2 separate regions of the Homo sapiens genome follow, and region 1 is linked to region 2. The links are chromatin loops, found by intact Hi-C in ENCODE. Cell type or tissue: transverse colon. All regions are shown on one strand.

Region 1 (2,500 bases), 250 kb after region 2:
TTGTTAGCATTTGACATTGCCTTGGTGCTATCATTATATAATCAACCATCAATCTATGTATGAGAAAGCCTTAATGTGGAAATCTTCTGATAGTTTTCTGTATGTGGTTTGTATATTTTTTTATTATTTATTTATTTATTTTTCGAGATGGAGTCTTGCTCTGTTGCCCAGGCTGGAGTGCAGTGGCGTGATCTCGGCTCACTGCAACCTCTGCCTCCCGGGTTCAAGCAATTCTCCTACCTCAGCCTCCCGAGTAGCTGGGACTACAGGCACGTGCCACCACCCCTGAGTTATTTTTATATTTTTAGTAGAGATGGGGTGTCACCATGTTGGCCAGGCTGGTCTCGAACTCCTGACCTCATGATCTGCCCGCCTTGGCCTCCCAAAGTGCTGGGATTACAGGCGTGAGCCACCGCACCCAGCCTGGTTTGTATTAAAGCGCAAACTTTAATGATAGAGGCTTTATAAAATTAGAAAAGAAGACAGTCATTTATATTGAGCAGCTGTGTTACAGGCACTGTGTAAGAAACTTGTACACATATATTATCTCATTTAATCTGCCCAACAGCCTTGTATAATAGTAATTATTCTTCTCATTAAAAAGTTAAGCAAAATTCTATGTTTCAAGTGTCACAGAGATAGTGACAGAGCCATTTTCAAATCCCCAGTCCCTCATTTTTACATCCTTATAGAAAATGTGATTAAGCCATAATATTGATTGAATGGAGATGAATTTTTTCTCTTCTTGGTGCTTCAGATAATGTAATTGACTGAAGTAGTACATGCTCTAACCCTTTACTCCTTCTCTTTTGTATGTAACTATGCTGGAATTAAGTTGTGAAATAATTATGGTTTTCATAGTTTCTGGTAATGTCTGAAAAATTACTAATATATAGATTGTGAGGTCTGAACTGATAAAATTAGAGAGAGAGAGAGAGAGAAGGAGAAAGATAAATATAGATATAGCTATTAAAAACAATAAGAATCAGTCAGATTTGACCGTAAATGGATAAAAGACTAATTCTGCCAAGAATCATAGAGATTCGACATTTGTATAGCCTTAGGAATGTGTCTGTAAATTTTAGCAACACAGAGAATTAGACTAGAAGAAAGTTGTAACAAAGGGAAAAATGACCCCATTCTTTACAAATTCTCAAACATTTTTATACACAAAAAGGCTATATTATCATACATAGGAAAAACTTACAAATACTTGTATGTATTTAAATATATCAGTGGACTTTTAAAAATAAACATGCCTCGAAAGCAAGCATTTCATGTTAATGGCATTAAAGGAGTTTATATTGAGTTTGGGACAAAAGATAAATTATTCCATATTTAAATCCTTGGATGATGGATCAGAATTTTTTGCTGTCTTCTTGAATTTATATAGTTTAGATATTTTTGGTTTAGAGTTTGTTTATACAGGTTCAAAAATTTGATCAAGTTTTAGCTTTAAGAAAGCTGGAGTTTGAATTCCAGGCTTAGAGCTCCCTCTTCTGCTTACTGGTAGATATGGGAAATCCTGGGTTTTTATCAATGAATTCCAAGATTATGTCAGAATTCCTACATCCATATTTTTACAATTAACTTTCTGAAACGTAGCTGGAATTTATTACTTTTGATAGTTAGTGATTAACCAGTTTACCTGAAAAACAATGTGTGATAACCAGGGGCAATTTGCATGTACCAGAAACCTCTAAAAAAATTCTTATATTTAGAAGACAAAATTTTAGGGGTCAAATGGAAACATCATAAGGATAGAAGAAAGAAGGAAGGTAATGTTATTAGGTAGTTATATGTTAAGCAAAGTACTATGTATTCCCCAGCCATTATCTCAAAGAGTTTAATGATTGCTGGTTTGACAAATGACAAAATTGAGGTACAAAGAGTTTAAGTGACTTTCCCAAGCTCATGTAGCTGGTAAATTCAGACATCAAGGTCCTGTCCTCTGTCCACTAATACACGAAGAACAGCAGTCAAGTGCAAAAAGAGTGTTGTAGAAAAGAGAAGAGTTTGTGACTTATTTATTTATTCAGTCACTCATTCAACAAACGTGATTAAATTTGTGGATTGTAGAGTATACATTGTTAAAATAGATTCTAATTTATAATATTTTAATGGGCAAATAGACTGAGTTATAAATACTGTTACATGTTACATAATCTCTTCATCGTTACAAGTACTAAAATTGTGTTCTTATTTGTGTTTTTCATGGTCAAAAGAGAGGGAAAGAAACAGAAAGACTAATTTTTATTTAGTGTCGACTATATGCTAAGTGTTTATGTATTTTGTTTATATTAGTTGTCACAGCAACTTCATGGTATTAGGCATTTACTTTTTTCTTTCTTCCTTTTTAAAAATTAATAGATGTTATTTCTTGGAGTGATTTTGGGTTCACAGCAAAATTGAGCAGAAGGTATATATATATACTCCCTCCCCCTACATATGTACAACCTTCCCCACTATCAACATCCTCCACCAAAATGGTACATTTGTT
Region 2 (2,500 bases):
GTCTCACTTTTCCACTTCTGTAGTTGGGTCCCTCACGGTATTTGGGATGTCTCTTGGGTCCTGTAGGAGCAGTCCACTTCCTTCAGAGGGTCTGCGGGTCCTCTCGGGATTGCTGGTTTGTTCTTGCAGTCAATCCGGAGCCAACATTTACAATGCGAGCTTTCGCAAGCTGCTCGGTCTGGAGCTGCAATCTAGTCCTGCCTCCCATCTGCCATGATGATCTCTCTCCTATCCTATTTAATTTAAAACAATCCTTTAACCCTCTAAACTAGGCAAAAATGTACATTCCCATGTCTTCTTATAATCTTTTACTAAAGGCACATTTCACTTTCTTCACACACCTGGCATGTAAAACTATTTTTTTAGAAGTCTCGAGTACAAGTTATACTGTTAACTCTTAGCAACTTTTGGTGAAAAACCTGGTCAGTAAGCAATTTTAATTATGTATTAGGATTGAGCCTAGGACATCAGACGGAAGTGCAGATAAGGTCTGACTCCTTCCAGCATAGCTAGGGGGCATGGCTAACCCCACACATCCCCAGGCCTTACCTAGCTGTAAAGCAGGCAAGTTGAACAATTTTCAAAAGTGAAAGCAGTTTACAACCTTAAAGCATTTAGTAAACCTAATATCTGACCTGCCTAATTTGGACCAAATGTCTATGTTTTACCAATGATCTTTAAAGCTGTTCTTATTTCCTAAAGATGATTAAAGTCACGTAAACTAAAAGGAATTATAGCTTTTAGTTTTCTTTCAAAATATTTAAGCACTTATTTTTCTTTAAGCCAATTAATTAGAGCTCTTTTATATAAACATTACACACACAACACATATATAACTATACAGACAGAAGATCTAGTGGTTGTAGGATTTTTCATTTGCCAGTTTGTAAGTTTCTTAATTGGATTACTGACTTTAGGGTGGAGTCCTTGGAGGAACAGGGTAGGAAAACAATACAGTTTCTAGGGCCTAATAAGCAGGCACAGTTGGAAGGCAAAAATAGATCTCCAAAATTAAGAGTCTCATTTTTATATCACATCCTGGATCCCCAAAAAGAAGGAAATGCTATGCTTTTACTATACATTTTATTGCAAAGCAACCCGAAGTCAATCAGCCAATCAGTAAAAGACAGTGCAATGCTTTTACTATACATTTTATTGCAAAGCAACCCGAAGTCAATCAGCCAATCAGCCCATTCTGTGATTAACCCATCTCCCATGGGAGTCTTATCTCAGTGAGGAGTGGGGACACTTTCATACTTTCTAGGTGGCCAAGAGCATGCTTCTCTGATCCAAAGGTGCAAAAGCAAAGTATTCCCTCATAACTGCCATTGGCCATTACTAAAGTATATTTCCTACCTAGGTATTGAACACCAAAGCGTTCTCATAATGAGAAGTAATTTCTGATACCCCCCAAAGTAAAAAATGGCAGAGAATGCAATGCAAAACAGAGCAGAGCCTTAAATTTTGAGAGGGGTCTATCTCGTCCCAATTCCTGGGGTTTCATGTGGAAATCAGATGTTCTTCCAAAAACAGGGTTGGTGGTACTTCCTCTGTTTTTCCCATGGAGTCCCAGGCTCCTAGAGCTTGAATACCCACTTTTAATTAAACTGACTTATAACCATAGCACTCTAAAAAAAAAAAAAGTCCTTTTAAATTTATTACTAGACTCTAGCTAAGCCAAATGGTCAATATTTCTGGCTTTTGAACTTTACCAAAGATAACCTCCCAGGTGCTTAGAGAAAGGAAAATTCAACAAGGGAAGCCAGAAGTTGTTCATGGAGGGGAAGAGAATCCACAAATGATAAAGTCACACAGATATCAACCAAAAAGTACTCGTTTCCTAAGCCAGGATTGAACCCAAGCTGCCATTGTAAAATGGCAAAGCCTTAGCTGCTGAGTTACAGCATTGGGCAGTTTCCATTGCCCTTCCCAGAAGGAGTCTACAGCAGTCCATTTTGAGCTTGCAATGGTTTTTAACTACTCAAGATAATTTTTAGAGCTAAGTATGACATTGTTATAAGCAGTTAGACAGGCATGAGCAGGGCAGGAGAGGGCTCTCCCCACCCACTAAGAATGTTGGTTGATGGCTCAGAAATGATCACATGGCCTCTCTAAAAGTGATAAATTGGCAGCCAGCACCAGGGAGAGGCCATCTCCTGATGGTCCACACCTGTTGCATTAAAGTGTTAATTGAATGCAGATGCCAGGGAGAAGCAAAAAGGGGCTTCCAATAAAATCTCAGGTATTTTGCAAGTCAGCCCAGGCATGTGCATTAAGAGACAAAATGGCAGAGTATGATCTTCCGGGTACACTCCACCAGAAAAGGGAAGAAAGCCTCAGATGGTCATGCGTACAACTTGCTAAACACCCTACGCATGCTCACCTCGCAAGTGTAAGGAGGGCCCTGCACATGTGGGCAGCCCACCCTAAGGGAAGAATCATGGGAAAGGGGCCAGCCTATAAGTCCTAGGGTCAAGGCTAAATACCACACTTGATCTCA

The links. Peaks named below come from ENCODE experiments on the same cell type or tissue, not always from the same donor. Only the 100,000 strongest peaks of a DNase experiment are listed, where the experiment ranks them.
Region 1: it touches region 2 in a loop (6-fold over the local background); 102 of 110 quality-filtered maps call a loop at or near these places.

The regions. Positions count from the first base shown.
Region 1 is chr6:124,869,805-124,872,304 of GRCh38, reverse strand. No RefSeq gene overlaps it. Among named protein-coding and RNA genes, the nearest start is that of RNF217, 91 kb to the left of the region's middle. In transverse colon, a CTCF peak has its summit at 1,484 (motif pointing left); no DNase peak of the experiment used is centred here.
Region 2 is chr6:125,121,316-125,123,815 of GRCh38, reverse strand. All of the region lies in intron 1 of LOC124901394 (a long non-coding RNA gene), which reads left to right. Among named protein-coding and RNA genes, the nearest start is that of TPD52L1, 31 kb to the left of the region's middle. RefSeq lists an enhancer at 1-187. In transverse colon, no CTCF peak of the experiment used is centred here; no DNase peak of the experiment used is centred here.